2 separate regions of the Homo sapiens genome follow, and region 2 is linked to region 1. The links are chromatin contacts, found by Hi-C or POLR2A ChIA-PET in ENCODE. All regions are on one chromosome and are shown on one strand. Each heading gives the region's core, a stretch centred on a gene start or an enhancer-like site at or near the end of the contact. The rest is flanking DNA. Distances are from core to core; before and after follow the strand shown.

Region 1 (5,018 bases), core at 495-2,994:
GTGCTATTCTTTTAACATGTCTATAGGTTCAAAATTTTTCAAAAGAAAACGGGAAAAATTACATTAAGAAAACTCTAGTAAAAGGTTATTTACTATGCATGTTTAATTTATCCATATTTTTGCTTAACATTGTCTTTGTCTTACGTTGTCGACATAAAATGAAGAGGCTGTGGCACAAAATAAGATTTAAAGAGTTTACCTGAGCCAAAGTGTAGACAGCTGCCCGGAAGATTTAGACCCAAGAAACGTTGAATGTGAGCTCCGCCCAGCCTTTGTTACAAGCAAGTTTTTAAAGGCAAAAAAGAGGGATGGGAAGTGAGCTCATACAAAGTTGTTGTAAGGAATTCTCTTTGGTTTACAGAAATAACAGGGATTAGTGACTGGCTATACACTGCTAAACTATAGGGTGTGGCTTATAGTGTCCAGGGTGGCATTATTAGGGTAATTTATAGCTACTTGTGACAACAGCAAACAGTTTCAAGAGATAAATACATAGCTTAAGGGGGACGTGATTGCTGTCTCATTTCAATGGCTCTCTGGTCCTGATAATTTAAAAGGACTCGCATTCCTTAGATAATAGATGTTTTCTAAGCCAGGCATTGTGGCTCAATCCTATAATCCCAGTGACAAGCAGGAGGCTGAGGTGGAAGGATCACTTGTGTTCAACAGCAGCCTGGGCAATATAGGGAGGGCTTGTTCCCCATAACCCCAAAATGTAAAGAATTAGCCAGGCATGGTGGTTCACACCTGTAGTCCCAAGCTACTCAGGAAGCTGAGGCAGGAGGACCCCTTGAATCCAGGAGTTTGAGGCTGCAGTGAGCCGTGATCGAACCACTGCACTTCAGCCTGAGTGGCAGAGTGAGACCTCGACTCTTGAAAAAAGAGGAAAGAAAGAAGGTTGTTTTGTTTTGTTTTGAGACAGAGTCTTGCTCTGTCGCCATGCTGGAGTGCAGTGGCAGGATCTCCGCTCACTGCAACCTTCGCCTCCCGTGTTCAAGCGATTCTCGTGCCTCAGTCTCCGGAGTAGCGGGGATTACAGGCACGTACCACCACACCCAGCTAATTTTTGTATTTTTAGTACAGAAGGGGTTTCACCATGTTGGCCAGGGTGGTCTCAATCTCCTAACCTCATGATCCACTCGCCTAAGCCTCCCAAAGTGCTGAGATTACAGGCGTGAGCCACCGAGCCCAGCTTTTCTTTTCTCAACCTTGTCTTGTGAAATTTTATGTTGAGGCTTGTAAGTTATTTTCTAGTACTTTAAACACAGTAATTATTTTGGACCACATGTAATAGACAATTAATGCAGTTAAATTCCCCTGGCCTGAAGTTTATGCTTTTGGTAAATTAAGGAAATTGTAAAGAGCAAACATTCTACCTTGTTGGAATTTGGCTATAATGGGCCATCATGTTGCATGGCTGGATGGTGAATGAGAAGATGAAATTGGGGTCAGGAAATTTTAAAGCTGGAAGAGATCTTAAATCTTGGCCAAATTAAATTTACCAGACTTTAATTGAGAAAAGAACAATTCGTGAACTGGACAGCCTTCCGGGCCAGAGGAGGCTCAGAGACTCCAGCTCAGCCACGTGTTGGAAAGACGTAAATAGAGAAAGGAAAGTGACGAACAGAAAATGGAAGTGAGGTACAGAAACAGTCAGATTGGTTACAGCTCCGTGTTTGCCTTATCTGAACACGGTTTGAACAGTTGGCCCCCTTTAAGTTGCCAAAACTTGGTGATTGGCACAAGAGTAGGTTACAGTCTGTTTACTCTTCCATTTAGGTTATGGTTCACTAGGTACAAAGAAACCTTTAGGCCAAAGTTAAAATATGTAAGCAAGCTGCTTTGGGCTAAACCCGATTTAATACTTATGAATGCAGCATGGTTTTGCTCTTACGTGGCTCAGTTTCTGCTGGGTCATTCTGACACATGTGCCACCTGGTAATGACCTTTGATCTGAGGGGATTGGGAGATACTTGATAAATAGTATCCTCTTCTGTCCTGCCAGGGGACAATTCTAGGGTGAATTATACATGGCTTCTCAGAGACTTTCCAGCAGGATTATACTCCAGTTACCTAAAGCAATGAACAGTTTGAAAATGCACCCTTCCCCTATTTCATCCTGTCCAGTCCTTCCCACCATTAGAACCACTTCCCAACATCAACGATCTGCATGGGAGCACATTTCTCAGGCTCTGTTTGAAGACACCCACATTCCATACAGCCTTTCCTGGTGCCTCTGAGTCCTGGGCTTCTCAGTTTCTCTAGATAATTGTCTTACTTCTCATGGTGCCCTGCTCTGCCAGGGTTAGGAGCGCATCCAAATTCCCTGCCAAGGTAGTGGAAATTCCATCATAAGTTTACCACCTTGCAAATATCTGTGGATATTTGCTGTCTCCTTTTCCCATTCTCTTTGCTCTTGTAAGTTTCAATATTTTAATTTTGTATTGTTATTTTAGCTGGGGAGCACTGCAATATACAATAATCAAACTTTTTTTAAAACTCACAGATGGACTCAATAGCAGAATGGAAGTGACAAAGTGAAGATTTAGTGAACTTGAAGACAGAACAAAAGAAATGACTAACCTAATGACAGAGAAAGAAAAAAAAAGCAGAGCTTCAGATTTCAGGTATTATTGGGACTATAACAAACGATCAATCATTCATATCATTTGCCATTTTTTGGCACCTTTTGAAATATCCTTATGGTATTTCTCCTTTTTGTGTTGTTACGTTGTTGCTAATACGGTGAATTGCATTGATTGATTTTTTAAAAAACAGTAGGCCAAGCTTGCATTATCTTAGTGAGGATATATTACCCTTTTTGTTTATTAGTTGGATTTTATTTGTTAATATTTTGTTAATATTTACAGCTGTATTCATGGAGATATTGAAGGAAATGACATATAATAGAAAAATATGAAAGTAACAATGATCTGGATTTAAACGCATGTGTTATAGTAACAAAGACCAAGGAACACTTGGCTGTTAAGAAATGCAGACATGTATTATGTTTCTTATCTTAAATGGGGGTAGAGAGTTGGGCATAGCACCATGTCACTTTTGGTTTTGTCGTTTAGAGAAATGCTGATTTATTTGAAAAACTTAAAGGTGCTCACTGGCAGAATTTAAAAATCAGTTATGAGACAAAATAACACAAGAAAGATCAGCTATCAGTTATAACAATGAGTATAAATAAATTAAATTCCTTATGAAAAGACAAAAATTCTCAGACTGACTTGAAAAAAACAGCGTCCAACTCCAAATGTATGGTATTTTATAGGGTTACCATTAAAAACAAGTATCAGAGGCCAGATGCGGTGGTCCAAGCCTGTAATCTCAGCACTTTGGGAGGCCAAGGCAGACAAGGCATTTTTGTACAAAAAATACAAAAACTAGCTAGTTAATGTCTGTAATCCCAGCTACTCAGGAGACTGAGGCAGGAGGATGACTTGAGCCCGGGAGGCGGAGGTTGCAGTGAGCAGTGACTGCGCCACTGTACTCCAGCCTGGGCAACAGAGCAAGACTGTCTCAAAAAAAAAAAAAATCAGAAAACATTAAAAGTGCTTTCTTTCCTAGTTTTCTAACAACTTAAAAGTGCAGATGCTGAATTTTTTTATGCTTTCTTAAATATGCTGCTTTAAAAAAAACTGTATTGGACTATTAATATAACACATTATAGTAACGCATTTTCTTTCTTTCTTTTCTATTTTTGAGACAGAGTCCTGCTCTGTCACCCAGGCTGGAGTGCAGTGGTGCAATCTCAGCTCACCGCAACCTCCCCCTCCCAGATTCAAGTGATTCTTGTGCCTCAGCCTCCCAAGTAGCTGGGATCACGGGCACTACAGCTGGCTAATTTTTGTATTTTTAGTAGAGATGGGGTTTTGCCATATTGCCCAGGCTGGTCTCAAACTCCTGATCTCAAGTGATCCTCCCACCTCGGCCTCCCAACGTGCTAGGATTACAGGCGTGAGTACCACACCATGCCAGTAATACATTTTTTACTATTGAATTATCCTGTAGTTTCTGATATAAATAAGAAAAGAAAAGATGGCCAAAGGTTTATCAAACATGCCTAAACAAAAAGCAAATACATAAAGCAATGATAACAATACTAATATACAGAGAAGAAATCAAGGCAAAAGCCTCAAATGAGATACAAATGGCTATTTTATTTCACTGTATTTTTTGCTTATTTATCTTTGAGAGAGAGAAACCATACTCTAGGAAGCAGAGATAATACAGAACCTTATAAAATTTAAAGTTTAATTTTACTTTTGTCACACCCATGAACCCAGCTGTTCCTGAAAGGAAACCACTGTCCCATATGTTAATAAAGGTTACACTTCATGTACTTGGAAACTGTGAATACTATTGTGTCCAAATATAAATGCAGAAGAAGAAATGAATAGCATGCTACAGGATTTATTTATTTTTAGAGTGGGGGGGTCTCACTATGTTGCCCAGAGTGAAGTCCAGTGGCTATTCACAGGCCCAATCTCCTGGGTTCAAGCAATCCTCCCACCTCAGCCTCCCAAGTAGCTGGGACTATAGTATGGGATATTTTAATATATCATTCTCAGTCTCTGACAAACTTCACAAGCAACAGATAAACTAGACTATGGATGTTATAGTAAAATCAACAAGCTTACTTTAATAGCTGCATGTTATGTTGTACAATGGAGAATATACTTTTTTCCCGATGTAAATGAAATGTATTAGTCAACAAAGAAAATACTGATAAAATTTAAAAGCAGAAAACATATAGCACACATTATCTGACCACAATGTGCTAAAACAAAAAACTAGTAATGAAATTTTAAATTCTAAAGAATCAAGATACTTGGAATTTTAACTATAAATGTATTTAAACATTAATATGCATTACATAGAGGAAGAACTTCTAGATTCTAGAATCAATTTCCTTCAAATATTTTTTTCTCGTAGACTTATGTACATAAAAAATTATGAATTGAGCTTCAGTTTTACAATGATACAAGAAAAACATTGATTTTTATCCC
Region 2 (5,859 bases), core at 288-2,787, 160 kb after region 1:
TGGCCTCTGCTTAGCGTCTTTATCCCTCTCATTCACATAATGGCTGCTTTTCAAGGCTAAGTCCAGTTTCAAAGAGAGCAATGCTAGCACTCTGCTATTCTTTCTTTCTTTGTACATGCCTTTAGACATTTTAAACTAAGCCTTCTGTCAAGGCTGAATATATGTGGGATCTGAAATGCTACTCCTAGAAAGTGCAACCATCTTGGTATTTTATGAAATGGCACCCTTTCACTGATGTAAAAACCAAGATGTCTCATTACATAAAATAAAAGACAGATCAAAATAAGGCACGGGCGTGAGGAGACCGAGATCAAGAATTCAAGCTTGGCTGGGTGCAGTGGCTCACGTCTGTAGTCCCAGCACTTCGGGAAGCCAAGGCGGGCAGATCACTTGAGGCCAGGAGTTCGAGACCAGCCTGGGCAACATGGCAAAATCCCGTCTCCACTAAAAATACAAAAATTAGCCTGACATGGTGGTACGTGGCTATAGTCCCAGCTACTCGGGAGGCTAAGGCACGAGAATGGCTTGAAGAACCCGGGAGGCAGAGGCTGCAGTAAGCCGAGATTGCACCACTGCACTCCAGTTTGGGCAACAGAGTGAGGCCCTGTGTCAAAAAAAAAAAAAAAAAAAAAAAAAAAAATTCAAGCTCCCCCAAAAGAGGTTTACTTAGGTTTACTAATTTGGATCAGCTTCCAAATTAGAATCATGCATGGGAGGGCGCAGGCATAAGCATCCCTTGTGCAAAAATTCAGGTGGGAGGAACCCTCCTACCCTCCATTTATATACGGTTAGCACTGTCCTATCACCAGATTTTAAAACTATCTCAAGACAAACATCCATCTGTTATTTCAAATCCTCTATGTTCATCATTCCTTTGCTTAAATACATCATGCTTGAAGATGTCTTTAAAGTAAAGGAAAATAGGATAGGCTTTCTATAAAAAAATTTTCTCTACCCCAAATAATTGTGATGTTTTTCTCAAATAAAATAAAGGGAGGAAATAGAAAATAATGAGAGTGGACGTGTTGTCATCTGGTAACTTCTGAGAGGGCCCAGCATGCTGCCAGCCTCTTTTTAGCACCAGCTGGGCAGGTGCTAATACCTTTGATGGGCTGTCACTATAGGAACCCTGGTTAGGAGTCTCAACAAAACATCCTTGAACTGAATGTGCCCCCAGAAGGAACTGCTTTACCTCCGCAACTGGAAGGTTAGGTCACTCCTTGGCTACTGACCCGAGGTAACTAACAAAGCATGAGCAGTCTCACTAACAATTATGTTTTACTGAGTCTTGTCAAATGGAGGCTGTAGGCTTGTAAGTCCGATGGTTTTCTTTCTGCACACTAAGTTATTTTGAAAAATACATAAAAAGGAAGAAAGAGAGAGAGAAAGAGAAGGAGGGAGGGATGGCAGAAAGAAAGAAGAAGGGAAAGAAAAGGAAAAGAAAAGAAAAAAGGAAGCTGTGAGGCTTATCAGGAGTTATGCCAAGTTTCAGGCTTTTGAAATTTGAAACGCCTGAATGCCACGCCTTTAAAACTCAGGTGTACAGTAAGGAACTATTTGGCTAGGTCATGATATTGTTAACTTGGCAAAGAAAAGAGATTACTTTTCAAGTGCAATTTCAAGGGTGGGTACTGGGCTGTGAGGTACTCCAAGGAAACTTTGAAGAGTGGGGACTGATCCAAAGCTCCTGGGTTGACAAAGAAGCAATGTTTTTTGATTGCCAAAGGTCTTTCCAAGTCTGTGGTCCCTGAACTGGCTGTCAGATGTTGCCTCAATTTTGGCTTTATGTTTTAATATCCTGCTTAGTTGAAAAGGCACAAATCACTACAAGCCCTAAAGTTTACATATTTAAGTCCCTTGCGATCAAAAGAGATCTTTTATAGTAGCTGACATTGTGCTATAAGAGAAAACAATGCTACCTTTCCACTTGCTTGTTCCACCCAGTTACGAAGGCTGTGAGCTTTGATGTGTGAAGCAAGGAAGATTTTAAAAACTCAGAATTGGGTCACTTCTGGAAATGCAAATGGAAACAGAGGCAATATTGGTGGAAAAAAAAAAAGGGGTAACAGTCCTATTCACTGAGGCATTTGTTTCTAGAGACGAGGAGTGGCTCTCATAATATGTCACCGGGGCTTTCCTTCAACACCTCTGACTCAGTCTGTGCATTCACAGATCTACTGGAATGGTAGGTGCCATTCACAGGCATATTTAATGCCAGCATTTTTTCTCTTTCACATTAAGTATGTCCTGGAGGTCTAAATGTTATGTGTAATGTATAAAAGGTATACTAGGAGAGAAGGAGGTTGCTCCACCAACAGAAGATCAGAAAGAGCAGAAACTTTTATGCAAATCATCAAAATACGCATCTGCTCCCATTTCCACCCCACTGATGTAAATGAAAAGATCCTGGCTTTCCCTTTAGGTATACACACCTCTGAACACACAAAGCTTGCTCTAGACATTCACTATTAGTCAATTTCACCTGTTTATTAAAAATTGATAAGGCTGGAGAGTTGATGAGGCAGAAAAAGAGGCCACAGAGTAGTTTGCCATCCCTTTTTCTAGGAAAAGTGTTCTCTTCTGATTTTCTGGATGCTGAAGGAAAAGAGTTCTCGCAGCAACACTGAATTCCACTTGGATGATCTCTAAAGATTTCAGACAGTGGATAAATCATTTGTAAAGGCACAGATGAAAATATTAAGTATACATACACCAGAAAAATAACATCCTGGAATTCGCTTTCCAGAACATTGTTATGAGACCAGTAGCTTCTTTGCATACCCCCAAGAATGACAGTTGTCACTTGTCAGTTTGACACTGTCAGTAAGGAACTAAGGAGTATACAATTGCAAAGTTTCTGCCTCCCCTTAACACTTTCAGTTGTGAAGATGGGCGATGATTGCTTTATAAATTATTACAAATTACATCAGAAATATCTCACTTTAGGAAACGTAGCCGAGTTGGAATGGAGGCAGGAAGCCAGAACCTGTACCACACACTTATTCACACTTATCTCTTGTTTCTGAAGTGGAGATTATGACAGCAATATAGCTACCTGGGAACTATAGTAATAAGCAGAAAGGCAAAATCCAGGACATAGGTCCTAAACTTCAACTAGGAGTCTCTATCTATATGTAACACAACCCTAAAGTTGAGGAAACACTGATGGTGTTGAATCAGAGAACTTACACCAAAAAATGTTATTGTTGTTAATAGTAGTCAACTCCCAAATTTTAGAGACAGAGAGGTAAAGCGACTTTCAATCTGGATCTCTAAACTAGAATACTCTTTTGTTCCCATGACTCCAATTTTTTTTTTTTTTTTTTTTTTGAGACGGAGTCTCGCTTTGTCACCCAGGCTGGAGTGGAGTGGTGTGATCTCGGCTCACTGCAAGCTCCGCCTCCCGCGTTCACGCCATTCTCCTGCCTCAGCCTCCCCCTTAGATGGGACTACAGGCGCCCACCACCACGCCTGGCTATTTTTTTGTATTTTTAGACGGGGTTTCACCCTGTTAGCCAGGATGGTCTCGATCTCCTGACCTCGTGATCCACCCACCTCGGCCTCCCAAAGTGCTGGGATTACAGGTGTGAGCCACCTCATCCGGCCCCATGACTCCAATATTTTTCCAATACATTCCAAGACCTTCAAAGCCAGAGAGTAGTGCTAAATAACAGGGCTTGCCTTACTTACATATAGGCCAGATAAAACCTATATGGACGACTTCTGTGCATGGCAATGATGGAGTAAGAATGACTGAACTTACTATATTATCTGAAACAACTAAAAACCTGGCAAAATATATGAAACAACTGTTTCCAAGACATTTGATATCAGACAATGAAGAACAGTGATCACTGAGATATGGGAAACAAATGGGGCCTTTGACTGACTGGAGCGAGTTTCCAGGGAGTGGTCCCCATGGGGAGTCGGCAGTCTCCCTGACTAATGAGACATTGCTAGGGGTACGAGGAGGACAAGGCAGCTGGAATTTGCATGGCAGTGTATGGAAGAGGAGAGAACTGCACAGAGTGAAGGTCTGAGATCTGCACGGGTCCCAATAGCATATTCACCTAAGTACTGTTCAATGCATGACTATCCAAGACTGGGATATCTTTATTCCTCTTTAGAAAACAAACAAACAAACAAACAAAAACATAGCCATTAATCTAGAGTGCTGTATGTGGCAAAAATATCTTTTTTAAATGAAGACAAAATAAGGACTTTTTTATATACACAGAAGCTGAAAGTAGGCCGGGCACGGTGGCTCACGCCTGTAATCCCAACACCCGGGGAGGCTGAGGTGGGTGGATCACCTGAGGTCAGGAATTCAAGACCAGCCTGGCCAACATGGCGAAACCTGTCTCTACTAAAAACACAAATCTTAGCCAGGTGTGGTGGCATGTGCTTGCAGTCCCAGGTACTTGGGAGGCTGAGGCGCGAGATTGCTTGAATCCGGGAGGTGGAGGTTGTGGTGAGCTGAGATTGTGCCACTGCACTCCAGCATGGGCGAAAAAGCGAGACTCCATCTCAGAAAAATAAATAAATAAATAAAAAGAAGCTGAAAGTATTCATCGCCAGCAGTCATGCCCTATAAGAAAGGTTTAAAATACTTTCTATTTTCCCTTTTGATTTTTTTCTTTAACCCATGGGCTACTTAGAAGTGTGTTACCTAGTCTCCAAAAATTTGGGGATTTTCCAAATATATTTTAGCTATTGATTTCTATTTAATTCCATTGTGGTCAGACAACGTACTTTTTCCTGAACCCTTGAAAATTTATTGAAACTTGTTTTTTGGGCCAAAATATTGTCTATCTTGTTAAATGCTCTGTGTGTACTTGGAAAAAAAAATGTGTACTTTGCTTTTATTTATTTATTTATTTATTTATTTATTTATTTTTGAGACAAGGTCTGGCACTGTCGCTTAGGCTGGAATGCAGTGGCTCCATCTCAGCTCACTGCAACCTCTGCCTCCCTGGTCTCAAGGGATCCTCCTACCTCAACCTCCTGTGTAGCTGAGACTACAGGTGCAGTGTATACAGTTCAATAAATTTTGCCCTCTATTAAATTCTATTTTGTATATATACAACAATAAAGTCATTTTAATTTCTCCATTAAAAAAATAAATGGAGGCCAGGCACAGTGGCTCATGCCTGTAATCCCAGCATTTTGGGAGGCCGAGGTGGGCAGATCACTTGAAGTCAGGAGTTCGAGACCAATCTGGCCTGGCCAACACGGTGAAACTCTGTCTCTACTAATAATATAAAAATTAGCCAGGAGTGGTGGCAGATGCCTATAATCCCAGCTACTCTGGAGGCCAAGGCAGGAGAATCAGTCAAACCCAGGAGGTGGAGGCTGCAGTGAGCCGAGATCACGCCACTGCACTGCAGCCTGGGTGACAGAGCAAAACCCCGTCTCCAAAACAAAAAGAAAAAAAAAAGAAATGGAATCATAGAAAGATAATTAGCCCCAAAGAAGTATTTTTCAAATACTTCATACTTTTCCAAGTATTTCATCAAAAGATGAAAAATAGGAAGAGATATGAATAATAAATACAATACGGCATACTTAAACCCAAACATATCAACAGTCAGTCACATTAAATGTAAATGGTCTAATCACTCCAATTTAAAGGAAGAGGTTGTAAGATTGAAATAAAAAGCGAAACCAACTATATATTGCCTATGAAAAACCTACTTTAAAAATAGAGAAATAAATAGGCCGGGAGCCGTGGCTTATACCTATAATCTCAGCACTTTGGGAAGCTGAGGTGGGCAGATCACTTGAGGCCAGGAGTTCGAGACCAGCCTGGCCAACATGGTGAAACTCTGTCTCTACTAAAATTACAAAAACTAAACTAAA

What was found. A loop is a pair of places that touch in the nucleus more often than their neighbours do. ChIA-PET counts read pairs that join two places held with the same protein, here RNA polymerase II (POLR2A). Pooled maps may share reads with other maps.
Region 2: a loop to region 1 is called in a pooled map, with 2.6 times the contacts of the local background. The contact joins two enhancer-like sites. A Hi-C loop is called at or near these places in 7 of 50 pooled maps. POLR2A ChIA-PET finds 5 or more read pairs at or near these places in 4 of 52 experiments (GM12878, OCI-LY7, T-cell and 1 more).

What each region holds. Positions count from the first base shown.
Region 1 is chr18:3,383,172-3,388,189 of GRCh38, forward strand. No RefSeq gene overlaps it. Among named protein-coding and RNA genes, the nearest start is that of LINC01895, 35 kb to the left of the region's middle. RefSeq lists enhancers at 1,493-1,862, 1,563-2,762. Within about 2 kb of position 1,745, at least 3 of the 41 ENCODE cell types and tissues checked have a DNase peak (open chromatin) inside an H3K27ac peak, as active enhancers do.
Region 2 is chr18:3,539,859-3,545,717 of GRCh38, forward strand. All of the region lies in intron 9 of DLGAP1 (DLG associated protein 1), which reads right to left. Among named protein-coding and RNA genes, the nearest start is that of DLGAP1-AS1, 51 kb to the right of the region's middle. Within about 2 kb of position 1,538, at least 6 of the 41 ENCODE cell types and tissues checked have a DNase peak (open chromatin) inside an H3K27ac peak, as active enhancers do.